2 separate regions of the Homo sapiens genome follow, and region 1 is linked to region 2. Evidence: chromatin loops called from intact Hi-C (ENCODE). Cell type or tissue: dorsolateral prefrontal cortex. All regions are shown on one strand.

The links. Peaks named below come from ENCODE experiments on the same cell type or tissue, not always from the same donor. Only the 100,000 strongest peaks of a DNase experiment are listed, where the experiment ranks them.
Region 1: a loop joins it to region 2, with 4 times the contacts of the local background. A loop is called at or near these places in 4 of 110 quality-filtered maps.

The regions. Positions count from the first base shown.
Region 1 is chr3:147,388,433-147,396,432 of GRCh38, reverse strand. ZIC4 (Zic family zinc finger 4) reads left to right here. Exons shown (of 5, transcript NM_032153.6): 3 at 1-581; 4 at 5,187-5,502; 5 at 7,574-8,000. The coding sequence ends at 7,574. It overlaps ZIC4-AS1 (ZIC4 antisense RNA 1), which reads right to left. Exons shown (of 2, transcript NR_046703.1): 2 at 7,527-8,000. Among named protein-coding and RNA genes, the nearest start is that of ZIC4-AS1, 5.6 kb to the right of the region's middle. RefSeq lists enhancers at 1-704, 2,554-3,055, 4,925-5,439, 5,440-5,956. In dorsolateral prefrontal cortex, CTCF peaks have their summits at 3,095 and 4,091; DNase peaks (open chromatin) are centred at 3,032 and 4,052; H3K4me3 peaks cover 6,821 bases; H3K27ac peaks cover 8,000 bases; H3K27me3 peaks cover 8,000 bases.
Region 2 is chr3:147,936,146-147,944,145 of GRCh38, reverse strand. It overlaps LOC124909496 (a long non-coding RNA gene), which reads right to left and starts at 4,151. Exons shown (of 2, transcript XR_007096280.1): 1 at 4,030-4,151; 2 at 3,443-3,587. In dorsolateral prefrontal cortex, a CTCF peak has its summit at 4,404; DNase peaks (open chromatin) are centred at 3,135 and 4,145; H3K4me3 peaks cover 4,385 bases; H3K27ac peaks cover 7,917 bases.

The DNA.
Region 1 (8,000 bases), 550 kb after region 2:
CGCCTCCAGCCCCTCGGTGTTCCCGGGCCTCCACGAGGAGCCTCCCCAGGCCTCCCCCAGCCGTCCTTTGAATGGACTCCTGCGTCTGGGGCTCCCTGGAGACATGTACGCGCGGCCGGAGCCCTTCCCGCCAGGGCCTGCGGCCCGCAGCGACGCCCTGGCAGCTGCCGCAGCCCTGCATGGCTACGGGGGCATGAACCTGACGGTGAACCTCGCTGCGCCCCACGGTCCTGGCGCTTTCTTCCGCTACATGCGCCAGCCCATCAAACAGGAGCTCATCTGCAAGTGGCTGGCGGCCGACGGCACCGCGACCCCGAGCCTCTGCTCCAAAACTTTCAGCACCATGCACGAGCTGGTCACGCACGTCACCGTGGAGCACGTCGGCGGCCCGGAACAGGCCAACCACATTTGCTTCTGGGAGGAGTGTCCGCGCCAGGGAAAGCCCTTCAAAGCCAAATACAAACTTGTAAATCACATCCGCGTGCACACGGGCGAGAAGCCCTTCCCTTGTCCTTTCCCGGGGTGTGGGAAGGTCTTTGCTAGATCAGAAAATCTCAAAATACACAAACGAACTCACACAGGTCAGTATTCGGCGCTGTCTGTCGCGTGCGGACCCTCTGGGGAAGCAGGCCCTCGGGTCTGGATTTCCTCAAGTCCCAACTGAGGGGAGGGGGAAATATTTTGGGGTTGTTTCCATGAGCCAAGGCCATAAAATATTAATTATGCGCTTCTATTCTTAGAATCACAGAAGTTTCCGGAGGCTGTGTGTAGGGAGGATAGTGCGGGATTTCTGTTCTGGGGGGGACAAGGGTGAACGTGCCTAAGACCCTGTGTGTGCAAACATGTGCTCTCTGCTTAAGAGTTTGATTTTAAGATATTTTAAAACAGCATTGTTCCCCAAAGTCGTAAAGACATAAGAACAGCTGTCTAACTTTTTTCCTTGTCCCTTTGGAATTGCGCAGCAGAACTCTTCCACCTGTAGTCCTGATAACCTGGCCCACCTGGACTGAGAGGTTACCAGGCCCTGGAGCCTTCTTTAGGAGTTGGGGGTCGAATGGGCTAACTTTGTACGTATTTTTGAGCCTTGGTGGCCGGACACTAGGGATGTTTGGTGGACCCTCACTTTCGCTTTAGCACAGACCTATCCACCTTAAATATCATTTACCAAGCTGCTAAGGGAAATGGGGACATGTGTCAACTACATCTGCTACTTCTAGTTAACAGAAAAAAAGGAGTATCGTTCAAGAGCCTGCAAAATTGAACTCCTCTGGCCAGAGCATCTCTAATTAATACAACTGCAAGGAGAAAGTTTTCACACTTCCAGAACAGCCTGTGAAGTTACATTAATTAGTTTAGCAGCCATTGTTTGTACTCTCCTTAGTTAGGGTTTTCTCGCTCCTCCTCCCTGGAAGTTTAAGAAATCAACATCTTCTCCCCTCCCCCATTTTGGGGGCGGGAGAAGGGGACTGGTGGGGACAGGAGAAAATAAAATGAATTCCAGCTTGGTGCCCCACTTCTCCTACTGCCCGGTGCCTTGCCTTACTCGCCCCTATTCTTGCTGGAACATCGACAATTGTTGGAGTCAAAGAACTTCCTAAGGCTAGTTGTTCTAACGCCTATCTTCTCCCCAAACTCTCCCTTCCCGGGGAAGGTCCATGGCCCGGACACTGGCACATGCGGAGACCAGACCAAAGTCCACTTGGAGCCTGGCACTTTATTTCTAAAGCTTGTCTGGAAGTGTACGGTTTCCCTGAGTTCTTTTCAGGGTTTCCCACAATGTCGCATGGATCTCACCCCCTCACCAGAGGTTTTAGCTTCGGGAAGGGGCGGTAGGTCACACTGGAATCCTGGCCCCAGGCCTGCTACTCCGGGAGCTGGCGGCGGACACCCGGAAGGTAGACTCGCAGTCCTGAGCTGGAGAAGGAACTCATCTTTAATGACAGGGTTTTTTTTTTTTTTTTTTTAAACAAACAAACTTTTACAGCTCTTTGCCGGCCCACTGTTTGAATTCTGTGAAGCAGAAAATGGTTAAATTCTTAGCACAGTCGACCTACAGCAGAGAAGCAAGTTCAGTGCGCCACGGCTGGCTCAGGTTTTCGTGTTTTCAGGACAGAATTTTGTGCGTTCTTTCGGTTCGCGGTCCTGATTCATTAGCGGTGGGGGGTGGGGGAAACAACAAACAAAAACAAACAAACAAACAAACACGACCAACAACGAACTACAGAGTCTGGCCTGCTCGGGCATTTCCCTCAAATCCCCCTCCTAGTCATAAAAAGAAGAGAGAGAGAGTGAGAGAGAGAGAGAGAGAGAGAGAGGGAAAAAAAATATTTCTCAAATGGCAATAGACCTCACTACAAATTATTCATGAAGACAGTTCTCGATTCAACAGGAAAATAATTGCCTTTTCAAATATTAATGGCGTTTCATTTCCTCGAGTAGCAGAAGCGGCAAACAGGAGCAAATTTCTCAGGAGCTGAGATTCTCCCTGACCTGAATCCGGGGCCTGGCTTTGAAGGCGACTGTCCGCACCGAAAGGATTCACTTTGTGGCGGTCACAGCGATCCCGGAACAATGGTGCCTCGGGGAGGGAGGCGCGGGCCAGCAACCGCGCTCGGCCTGGCCACCGCCACCCAGCTCCTCTCCAGGGACCCCTCGGCCGGGGCCGGGAGCTCACCACACCTTCCCCGGCGTCTGAGGGCGAGTCAGTGCTGGGGATCCGAGGTAGAGGAAAAGAGACCGCGCCGGGGCGCAGTCGCCGGGACAACCAGATCCAGCCACAAGTGCGAGAAAATGGCGCTGGCCCAGCTAGCCCGAGCTTCCGAACTTTGTTCGGCGGACCCGGCTCAGGGTCGGAGAGGAGGCCTTTCAGGACTGCTGGGCCTCTGGGATGAGAATCTGGGTCTTTCACAGCGCAGCCCCGGGCCTAGGACGCTCCGAGCGGGCTGCAGGGGCCTAGCCCAACGCCGCCTCTTCACATTCACCCACCCACCCAGGGCGCAGTGCAGGGAGCTGGAGGGAGGGGGAAGGACTGGAGGCCGGGTGTTGGCGGGGGGCGGGGGTGATGTCAAGCGCAGAGACCAGGGCGCCTCCTGCAGCTCCGGAGCAAGCTGGGGCGCGGCCTCACCTGGCCTCCTAGGGGCCTGCGAACTTCCCGGCTGCCGGTATCACTCAGTGCACTGCTGTTTTCTCCTCTGCTCCTCGTCTGGAGCGAAATAATTGTTTTTGTTTTACGTGAATGTCCAGTGAGGCGCTCACGAGATCGGATAAGCGTTTGGCGGGATTTTTGTTGGGGGTGGGGGTTGTTGGGGAGGGGCACCAAATTCTAATTCCATTTCACCTCTGTTTTCTCAAAATAACCTTGGTTCTTTTGCAGGCCCTGAATTGTATGTTTTTTGTAATTTTTTTTTTTTTTTTGAAAGAGAAGAAGGAAGAAAGTTTTGGGTTTGCAAATGCTGGCAGGAATCAGAGGAGATAAAAATGGGGGCAAATAGGAACACTGATTTATTCCGCATCTTTCTATCACTGTTTTATAAAATGGTGCCAGTGTCCCGCGAAATGGCAGGTGCCAACACCTTCCAGACTGTTCAGTGTACTAGCTGTGCTCCTGTAGGGTGGGAATCCAGCGACCAGGTGGTGCCGGAGACCCGGGCTCAGGAGCCGCTGATTGCGCAGAAGCGCAGGTTGTGCGCAAACCTCTCTGTCCGAGCCTCAACAGGGCTCGGGAATTGGGGCTTTGTTTGTTCTAACCAGCCCCAAAGCGCCTGTTTTTCCTGGATGCGGCGGGAGAAGCAACTACAAAGGCAACAGTTCTCCAGCTGCGCGTCTTCCTCCTCAGCTAGACGCTAGGTAGCCGGTCCCTTAACTCAGAGCGCTGGGAGGCAGCCATTTGTTTAAAGCGCCCAGAAACCTTCTTCCCCCATTTCCGCAGCACTTGCAGCTCCGGCAGGAATCTAGGCTTCCGGGTTCTCGGGGTCCTTTCCTCTCCTACACGTCAGCGAATTCAGCTGGCCGTGAGCTCCCCGATTGGGGCTCGGTCCGGCCAATATTGTCACTCTAACGTGCACTCGCGCCTTCCCTCGGCTCTACAGGGCATCGCAGCCACCGATCCCAGCCCCTCCCCGGCCTATGCCAGCCGCCTGGTGGCCCTCCGGGCTGCGGAGCCAGGCCTGGCCTGACAGCAGCAGCTGTTTTCTTCCCGAAGCCGCAGCGCTCAAGGGCGTGGTTGCGGTAGACACCTCGGATCCCATTTGGCCTGTGCGGACCCTACCGCGCCAACCCCTCGTCTTAGGACCGAGAGGCCCGACAGCCAGGTGGGGGTGGTCTGGGCAGACCGGTCGACATCGCAAGTCAGTGCGGACTGGGAGGGCCAGCTGCCCACAGCACGGTCTCCAGGAAGCCTCTGGAGCAGCGTAATGAAATATTATTACTGGCGAGCGTATCTGGAGGGATCCCGGAAGGTTTAGGCAAGATTTGAAGAATGCTGCTAAATGTTTGCCCTCAGGGGGTAGAAGGAAAGAGGGAGGGGGCTCCATTCCTGTAAAAATCTCTTCTGAAGTGAATCATTGCTCAGAATACCTCTCCCTGCAGCACGAATCCACTTTATGCACACACAATGTGCATCGGCTGCGCATCCTTAAATTATTTCATCGCTTTGGCGTTTGCGCAAAACCTACTTTAGGAAACAATTTGGGCCAGGATGGGGGTGGGTGGGGGGGATGAACGGCTGGGCGGGGTAGCGGCAGAGAAGTTAGTCTGAAACAGCAACTTTAAATCGAGCAGATGTGAGCTTCCCCGTTAACTATATTGTGAGCTCCTCCGTTAATGTATTTCCGAGCAGAGGTGCTTCTGGTTCCAAGTGGAGAAAATTTGGAGGAAACAACCCGAGTGGATCAGGATTTTCGAGGATGGAAACTCGACTAAGATGGAGTCACTGTCGCTCCTCCTCCATACCCTCCCCATGAGCCCAGAGGAGGAAGGCGGGAGGGATGGAGGCGTTCAAGAGAGGGCACCGGGGGCGCTCTCTGCACGAGGGAAAGGGGTGCTCGACCTGAGGCGCCGTGGAAAGGGATTTCTGAAAATATTTTGTAGTTCTTTTCCAGAAAATGAGAGACGAATGGGGGAGGGTGGCAAGCACCTGACGGGAACACGACCCACAAGCACTAATGTCTCTGCGTTGCCTCCGCCAGGCGAGAAGCCCTTCAGATGCGAGTTCGAGGGCTGCGAGCGGCGCTTCGCCAACAGCAGCGACCGTAAGAAGCATTCGCACGTGCACACTAGCGACAAGCCATACACGTGCAAGGTGCGGGGCTGCGACAAGTGCTACACGCACCCCAGCTCGCTGCGTAAGCACATGAAGGTGCACGGGCGCTCGCCGCCGCCCAGCTCTGGCTACGATTCGGCTACACCGTCTGCCCTCGTGTCGCCCTCGTCGGACTGCGGCCACAAGTCCCAGGTGGCCTCCTCGGCGGCGGTGGCGGCGCGTACCGCCGACTTGAGCGAATGGTACGTGTGTCAGGGCTTGGGCCCCATAGCGGCTGCCCCCGCCGCGATCCTCAGCCCCGAGCTACCACCTGGCCCTGCTGCTGCCGCCGCCGCCTCCGGTATTAGGGCTGCCTCTGTGATTGCTGCTTCCGCACACACCGAATGCAGAGTAGGCCACGTTTCTGAGGCATGAAGAGGGCGAGGGCGGAAGGAAGGAAGGCCGGCCGGCCACCTGTAATAGTTGCTGGAGCTCACTGAATACGCTAATATAATGTCCATTATTTTAGAAGATAAATATGGTCCCCCTATTTATTCTGTAGTCACAATCAGCACCATCACCCCCACACGCGCCTTCATGACTGGGTATCATAAAACCAGGGTTAGGGGCGAAAAGAGACAGGGAGATGGAAAAAAAAGTTGGAGAATTTATGTGCAATCCTGTCAACTGCAGATGACAAAAGTAAAGCCACAGATTTCCCGCATGCTTCGCAGAATGGGAAATATTTTTCTCGAGGACTGGGCCGCTCCCACCCCCACTCTAACCCTCCCCTCCCCCACATTAATTCCAACCTCAGAAGTTCAGATCAAGGGAAGGGGGCAAAGGGAATTCCAGAGCCGTTTTCTTGACTCCAGTTTCTTTCCTCTTTGCCTTCCTATGGTTTCCCCTTCCCTAGGTATCCTTTGAAACAAAAAACACACAAGTCCTAATTTTTCCAACCTCCTCTATAAAGGAGGTAAGGGAGATTCATCGTCTTTTCAGCAGGGGGTGGGTGGGTGGTGGTTAGACGCTTCCACCCCTATGGAGTGGCCTGGGCACACAGATAAACATCTGCCTGTCGTCCACAGACTCAATATACATTGTATACTTGGAGTAGGGAGTGAATTCAAAACAACAAGAAATACAGACAAAGGAACACCAGAGAGGCTTCAGGATTCAATGCTGTGAGGCCTCCCCGGGCCTTTTTCCCACCCCAACCCCTGTAGAGGCGTTGCCTGTGTAGTCTTGTAGGTGCTTGGGCTCCGGGTGTAGAGCGAGCTGATGACGTCACTGAGTCGAAGCCTCTAAAGTGGAGAGACCTGACCTAGGCGGCCGTGTCTGGGTGAATTGCGTCAATTCGGTGATGGTCTTTGTTAGTAATTGCACAATGTTCGTCTTATTTTTAAAAAGGTGTAGGAGGAACTAGAGAAATGATCCACAATAATAAATATTGTAAAGGCAAACACCCAGTGGGTCTAGATTGAATGTGTATTTGATATGCTGCGTATGAAGTCCCCAGAAAAAAAGAACCAGATGTTGAAGGAGGGGGCGAGAAAGGCCTTTGCAATTGCGGCCAAAGGGAAAAAAATCAGGTCCTTTTTCCCCCCTCCCCCCATCTGCAGGGAGAATGCGGCTGCCCCAAAATCCTAGCTAAGACTTGAAGAAGTAAAGGAAAATAAAATAATAAAGCTTTGGCAGACTCATCTCAGTTCCCTAAGAATTTGAAAATCAGTGTGTGTGTATTGGGGAGGGAGGTAGGTTTTCTCTCTGGGGAGGGCCCCACAAAAGACCTCAATTTTAAAATCTGAGCCCAGCAAACAATTCCTGGCCCTGCCACTGATGAATTTTCTTCTGCTCTATCCTCTTCAGACGCAATTAGACAATTAGCACTCCTGCCCGCAGCCCCCACAACTTTCATCAGATGAAATAACATCCTAACTGGAGTGGAACTATTTTCATGACTCCAAATAAAAAATGCAGTCTTCCAAATACACCTTTAGTGAATCCGTCCTTGAGAAAGGGGGACTGAAATTCCTGCCTACACCTAATACAATAGGGCCCAGAGGCTGCCTGACCCAGCGCGGGCAGTCGGCAACAAACAACTCCTTCCCATAGTGAAACACCAACCCCACCACTAAGGTGCAGAGGGCATTTGCGGAACTTGCTGCTTCTGCCAATGTTTAAAAAGTCCCCCTTCCTGAAGTAGGACTTTTTTCTTTGTCTTCTGTTTCTAAGCTCCCCATTTTGCTTTCTATCTCAATCTAAAATAATGAAATAAAACAAAATGTTTGGTCGGCCACTAATCGCCTTTAATTTTTCATTTGCTTGTTACAGATGTCCACCGCGTTGCTCGCAAGGTAATCTCGCTCCGCGCAGCTGAGCGCCCCGCATCTCGCGCCTGCTACATCAAAGGGCCCGCGCACAAAGCAGTGTTTCTTCGCCACGGTGCATCTTCATGGTAAGTTAGGATTTCTATGGCAATGTGCAAGTCGCACTGAAATCCTGAAAGGCCAAGCCTGGAGCCCGTCCAGGCTTTTCATTAAGGACATAATATTTACGTCTAACAGACCTTTTTTCTTGTGTATACAAGTATATATTTTTGTTTGACGCGGACTAAATCATTTTCATTTAATTTCCGGTAAACAAAACCCACGCGAATGGGCACTTGTACCCGATCATAATAAAAATGGATAATAATGTGAAGGAAGAAAAGAGCCGCTTGAATCGCCGCTCAGCCCCCTTTGTTTCTGCTTTCTGCGGT
Region 2 (8,000 bases):
TAGGTTTTGGGCTAAAGTGAACTGCCCACCTCGGCCTTCCAGTGCGTTGGGATTACAGGTGTGAGCCACTGCTCCTGGCCTGGAGAAATAATTTTAATAGATAGTAACCAAAAATTATATCCATATGCCAGTAGAAATGTCTTTATTAGGATTCATTAAGAAGAAGATGCTAGAAAGCTTCTAGTTCAGATTTGATTTTGTGGGGGGTTCAGAAAAAGATAACCCAAAGTACAGCACTTTGACATACCAACTACTTAGAACTAAAGCACATTGGAAGGCCTCAGAAGCAGCATCAGGACTAATGTATGCCTCTGACCTTCTCCTGCCCTCCTGTTTCTTGCCCCTCATTCTTCCCTGAAGTGAGTCACAGAAACCAGAATTCCTCTTCCAAGTGAGTCATAGAAACTAGAACTCTTTTTCCCCAAACCAAGCCGTAAAACCTAGAATTATTACCCTAACTTTCCTCTGCCTTTTTGTGTAAAATCTTGTCCATAAGAAATTATATGACCTAATTTGTCTCAAAGAAGATGAGAAGAACCTTATTCTGGAAGGAGTCCTGCCCTATATCCAGGAGGAAAAAATGCCACAACAGACAGGCCAAGTAGAATCCAAACAGACAAGCCTTGCTGGCTTTTCCCACTCAGTATATTTCTGTTAGATCATTTCTCTCTTTGTTCAATCATATTTTTATATGACTGTTCACTCATCATTGAATCTAAGCATAAAAATGGACAGTTTTCCCTTGGGAGACTGGGCTTCATTTCTGAAGGCTCTCATGACTCATAAGACTTTGATTAAATAAATGTGTTACGCTTTTCTCTCATTAACCTGTCTTTTGTGATAGGAGGGTCAGCTGTGATTATTATGATGGGGAGGAAAGATATCATACCTTTTCTGGCCCTACAACATGTTATCAAGTCCAGCAATGATTTGTAAAGTCGCAAGGTCAAATAAGGTTAAAAAAGTACACACGCACATACACATAGGTGTATCTGTATGTACACACACACAAACACACACACACACATATCTAAAGTTACCTATTCAACTACAAATTATATTCCTTAGGGATTTTTACCTCTTTCAGTTCTCCAAGTAAATCTTTTTTTTTCTTTCTTTTTTTTTTTTTTTGAGACTGAGTTTTACTCTTGTTGACCAGGCTGGAGTGCATTGGTGTGATCTCGGCTCACTGCAACCTTCGCCTCCCGGGTTCAAGTTATTGTCCTGCCTCAGTCTCCAGAGTAGCTAGGATTACAGGCACCCACCACCATGCCTGGCTAATTTTTTGTATTTTTAATAGAGACAGGGTCTCATCATGTTGGCCAGGCTGGTCTCAAACTCCTTACCTCAGGTGATCCACCTGCCTTGGCCTCTCAAAATGCAGGGATTACAGGAGTGAGCCACTGTGCCTCATCAGTTCTCCAAGTAAATCTTATTTTTAGTTTTAACTATCATGGCCCTCTCCCATCCTCCCTCAAACAAAACAAAACAAGCACACAACCCAATAAATAAACAAACAAACAAACAAACTATAAAACAGATCATTTTCATTTGGATGTAGTCTTCACCTTCATCCTGATAATTGTCAACTCTTAATTATTTCATGGAACAATTATTTTACCTTAATTGCTTAAATTTATAGTTGATTGTGAAATGATAGGTTGGAGATGAACATTCCTACTGTGCATTTGTGACTGCATATGCAGAGCCTTGTACCTCTTAGCTAATCAAATTCTCTTGAGTCATTGACTAGATCCAGCATTGTCAGTTTGCCTAAAGGAAAGATGCTGATGAGGTTAGGCTCCTTCGAAAGCAATCATATGGTTAATTGCATTAGTGTGAACCTAGCCTTTGTGATTAAAGCCTAGGACTTTCGTTTAGGTAGAGCAGGGCTTCCATGCTTGAAGGCACTCCTTGTCATATCTAGTACTCTCCAGGCCTTGAGGAAATATGCTGAGGCATCAATATATTTCCCTGAGGAGTTGCCATGTTTGGGAGATCATTCAATCATTAGACCATATTCAAAGAAACAGGTTAATTTGAATATGTAAACACTAGATCACATATTCATATATATGCAATCTCTTTGAAAAGATCATCATCAGAATGCAGATTTAAATAAACAAGAACATACTCAAAACTTGACATATTATGTACTTGAATTTAATGTGCATCAGTGCTTGCCCAAAGGATTTTATACCTGTCATCTAATGATGCCTGTATACTGCTACTGGTATGCTTTTCATAGATGTACATTAAAAAGACTCACTGCTCTGTTTTTGAATAAAATCCTATGGCTCATATTTTCACAATTCCAAATGTAGTTATTGCTCATAAAATTTGGTTGGCAACATTTAGGCCACATTTATATACACACACACATCACACATACACACACATATATGCAGGCACACATATACACATGTATATATATGTGTGTGTAAATATGTACATAGATTAAATTTAGTACATAAAACATTTCAAAACTTGTTTTTAAGCTTTAAAAAAATTACATAGAATTAAAATCATTATTCTTTCCCTCTCCAGTGAAATATTGACTTCAGAGTTCACTTTTTATAAAGAAATTCTAAATCATTAAGCAAGTAGAGTACTATCCTTATTTTTTTAAATTACCCAACATACTTTTGGAGTTTTCGCAAGTGGAGGCTAGAATGCATTGATGCATAAAGAAACAGCTATCTATGTCCCAGTAATTCAAATCCAACACCATTTTGGCTAGATACATACTCATGGGAGTAACCAAGGGTAATTGATGATAAGTTCGAATTACTTGCATCTTATTCATCTTAAAATCAATCCCATAAGCTGTTATTACCCTATAGGCAATAATATCATTCTGTCAATTGTGAAAACAACGAAGTTTTATTAATCTTACTGTATTTACTGCTCCTCTATAACCTCATAAAAACTGGCTCCTGTGTATATAAAGCATTTAAGAAACCCTACTTCCTTGGAAATAGATGCAATCAATAAGATTTACCATTTTAAGAAATATTAATGTAAAAAGGGGGTCATAGGATGGTCTATTCTCATCATTTTACATTGTTCTCCAAACAGTTGCCTTCATTTTCAGGGTGAATCTCTGAATGTTAATAGCAGATGCATCACGTGCAGAAGCTGGGAGCATGCAAGCCATGTTAGGCACATAGATTCTGTACAAGGAAAAATGTTACACAAAGCATATTGGATCAGGGGCTTGATTTCAGAAATGGAATCTTTCCTTTCTATTTTAGACCTGTCTGACTCAGTATTACATACCACTATAAAAATTTGCTCATAAAAAGATTAAATATTAAAATTGAATGCAAAGTAATAGAAAAACAAAACCTCTATTCCCCAATGCAAAAATCAAATATGCAAATATGAAAATGAGGGGACTCTGCTTTTTTCCCCCTTATACAACTGATTAAATTGTCACTGCTGGAGATTACATGGGGTTTTATTCCCTTTACAGCCATATTCAATTGGACAGATAGAAAATTATATTGCCACAGACGAGACCCACCACTTGGGTACACTGTGCTTCCAGTTGTTGCAGAGGTCTTTTCCAAAACTTTGCAGCTACCCTTTAAAAAAAGAAAAGTATTAGATGTGGTCATTCATGACACACTAGATTTTTTCTAAAGTCCTTTCCAACTTGGAGATTTCAGGACAAAAACTACTCCTTTTACTTCTACGTATTAGCCTACAGCTTACTTCCCATGTAACAAAACCTTCACCAACACATCCCCTTTTTTTATATATATCTTATAAATGTATGTATGCGCAAATATATGTATGTGCATATATATATCTATATATCTATATATATATATATATATATATATATATCTCAGAGGCTTTTTTCTTTTTGTGTTTATACTCTATTTCCTAATTTGTGACTTTATTTCCTGGCTCAGCAGTTCTAACACAGAACCTCCCCCACCCCAACTCCTTTTTTTGCCCAGTTGTCTCTTCCAGATGAATATATTTGATTCTTGCACAAACTGAATACAGAAACAGGATTACCTGTGCTTCTCTCATGCCTTGCCATGGTTATGAAATGGTTTTCGCTGTCTGCCTCCGTGGAATAGAAGTTGGTGCTCAGCGACGCTGTCGCCTGTCTGTGTCACTCTGCACTGGGGCTGAACAGAGAGCTGCCTCCAGCTGCAGGCGAGGGGCCTCAGTGTTAAGGACGCACAGAACTAGTTTGTTAATGAGATCATTTCTCCAGTGCAAAGAAATGTAGCCACAAGCACAGGGATATTTAACAACTAAAAGAGCTGGTAGGATGATGTTTTTGAATTGGAGTAATCAGGAAAAAAAATAACAAAAAAACAGTGAGCGGCAGATGCTTCATTGCAATGACAAGTGAATAGGAACAGGACTATTTGCCTTAAGATTTGTAGTAGACATGCACATGTTACTTTGCTATAGAAATGAAGAAATTGATCCCCAAAGAATTTGTAGGTGGTTTGATATGTGGCTGGAAATATTTTTGTTGTCGTCAGCAAAATAATGCTTAAGGATGTTTTTACTAGCTAAGATCTCTTCTGTATCTGTTGATATAACTGTAATTTGAAAATTTTCTTTCTCTGATTGGGTAGTTGAGTAAACAATCAAGGTTTTCATTTCTAGCACCCAGATGGGTAAATTTATCATGAAATCAAATGATTTCTTCATGCAAAAACTTCCAACATTTTTGCATTTGAAAACACAAACACATACATCATGCTTAAACAAAGCATTCTGTTTAAATTTGAGAATTTTAAAAATCATTGCTTTCTAACATTGTGAATGCCCTTTCTTGATTCAGATATCTTTTTTGCTGTCAAAATTAAAAGCAGAGTTGTGTTCATTCTACTGGCTTGAACATTTAGATGTATCCTTTAGTCTCTGCTTGTGTTTGCTTTTTTCTGTCTTTCCCATGTTTCTTTGTTTTCCTTTTGTCTTCTTCTCAAGACTTCCCATGGTTTTTGTTTTATCATATTGTTCTCTTTGCATTGTTCAACTGCTCTTTGACAAAAATTCCATATTTAATTTAATTTTCTTGTTTTTGTTTCATTTCCCTTATAGTTTTATATGATTAATTTTTTTGTTGTTTTTGTTAGGGCATTGTGTTTATTTGTGAAAACACAGTTCCAAAAGTCACAATAGTACTACGTGAACAAACTTTTCTATTGAGTGTCCTTATCTTTTAATATTTTGGTTTTTTTGACTTGTTTATTCTCTTTCCCAGTTCTGGCCATTTTAAATTATCTTTTCATCTATTGCATTGACTTTTCCATTACTAATAGCCTTCTCTTTTAATTCTTCCCTTGATGTCTTGATTTACTAGGCATCTCTTCATTACTAAAACATGACCACCATTTTTTCAACACTTAGTATAAGCACTATGCTCAATGCTTCGTGTCTATTCTTTTGAACTCTTACTGCAATCCGGAAAGGTAGACATTCTCATTCTCATTTGACACAAGAGGAGACAGAGGCCCAATGATTAAGGTACTGTCTGAAGACCACACAATAACTACGATAGCAATGATTTGTTCCCAGAGCTACCTGACACCAAATCACCCCCTCTTTCAACTAAACCATATTGAGGCTCAAAATCAGAATTAGGTTTTGAAATTTTGTTATGTATTGGGGAAAATATACTCACTTGTTAAACTTCACTCATTTCAGTCTTAGTATGCATGTATACCTGAAATGATTCAATACAAATTACTCCTTATACCTTCCTTTTGATAACATTTACCAACTTTAGTTTTATTTGTGATAAAAGAAACCTCTAAACTCAAGTTACTATCTTCAACAACATTTTTGAGACTAAGAGTAGGTCCAATTTTCCTTTGCATACGTACCAATCTGCTAATATATGGTTGTAAATGTACATGAATTATAATAATAAGTTCCTACTAGTACAATAAACAAGAAAAGACAACACTAGAATAATAAATAGCCTGTGTTGTCTGCAAACCTCACAACACTATATCAGCCTTCCAGTAATGACATCAGTAATCAAATATGTTTTTACAGTTGTCAATGTAGCGGATCAGACATCTAATCCCAGTCTGCTTGCAGCTGCTTTTCCTCATCCTTCCCTCACTGTATTAAATTTGCCTTTTGGGAAAATAAGAAAATTATGTGTTGCCTTATATTCCTTGTTCAGGTTTAAAAACTCTTATTCTTCTTGCTATGATGATGACATGCAGGTGTCATTCTCTAAACAGGACACTTTGCAAGTTTCATATACCCACTGTTTAATCACTACCATTTTCTTCACCTTATTATTGCAATGATAATACATATACATGTATGTGTATATGTGTACATATATGAACATACATACAGACATATTTACTTTTGAGAAGCAGATGGATATTTGATATTCTATTAGAAGTCTCTAAAATTGCTGCAGCTATTTCTGTGAAGAAAGTTGTATTTCTAGACTTTGGAAAAGAGCTTAACAAAATTCTCTTTGATGGATTGCAGTCCTGAAAGTTGCTCTTGTATTAAGCTGCAATTAATGCTTGTACCCAGCAGTCTCCTAAGGAATTACAGAGGAACAAAGTTAGCAACTAGCAGGCCTAAAATAGCTAGAGGGCTTTGACCACAAGGATAGGATAACAGTAATGCAGTGACTAAGAGGAGAGACTGAGGAGTAAGGAAATCTTGACTTCAAACTTCAGCTCTTATAATTTGCTACCTTTGTGACCTGGGCAAGTTACCTAATTCTTCTAATAAGAAATATTCTTCTAGTATTTCTTTGTTTAAATGGAGATAATGCCCACCTCAAAGGGTTTGGGGAAAATTTACCAGTTAATAAATATAAAGCATCCAAGACAGAATGGTATTTACTAAGTCCAGTATAAAAGACAATGGTTATCATTGTCACTATTATCATCTATGCAATGACTAAAAATGAATTTCTCTTTCTTTCCTTCTTTTGTCATGATGTACTGAACTATAGAGTCTTTTATGCATCTTATGAGTAGCATTTATGCTTCTAGTATTTCCCTGTTTTGGTTGTTCTCACCACACTATAACGACTATTATATACAACTCCTGCAATAATTTTAAGATCAACATAAATCTGTACCAAGTGAAATATACATGAATCAACTCTTCAGCACATGTAGCAGAAAGTTTCTAGGACTAAGCTCAATGCCTACACAATGCCACATAAAAGATGTTCAATAAATTACTGTTACAACTAGCTGAATTGAACCCATATATTGTATTTGCCCAATGCAAACCGTAAATTCATTAAATGTATGCTTCATTCGTGTTCCTGTACATACATATATGCTTTTATTCATGTATCACATGTCTACTGTATGATAGGGACTGCCCCCAAATTAAGCTACGATGGGCAGGAACCATTTGTTTCATGTATGTGTGTGTGCGTGTATGTATATACAGCATACATACATAGATATATATATCTGTATATATAAGCTTTACTTTCATCTGTGAAAATTAGAAGGACAGTCTGATTTCTAATGTCTATAAGCAATAACATCCTACGATTCTTATCTAAATACACTATTTCTTTCTTAGAGAACTCCCAGTAAAGCTGGTATACCAGGACCACCTCTACTCTTAATAATCAGATTTCCCAAACTTTGTATAATTGCAAGGGCTGTATATTTATTACAGTTGACTATAACCTTCACTATTTTTTCACCTACCGTTCACTCTTTTAAATTTTATTTCAAGGAAAAACTGTTGATTTGAAACATTTTTGTTAGGAAAACTCTGACACATCCAATTGAAAACATACTGGCTCACAGTAGTGAAACCTTGAAATAAACTTTCAAGATCTGATTACTCACAGCCTGACAAGTAATTGAAAAGATGGATCTTATTATCATTGGATTGTTTGTTGTTTTTGTTTTTATCATGCATTTCTTCAGGCTGTTCCTATGTATCCTGAAAAGCAATCCATCTAAAGATATAATTTAATTGATTGATTCAGCAAACATTTCGTGAGTACCTAT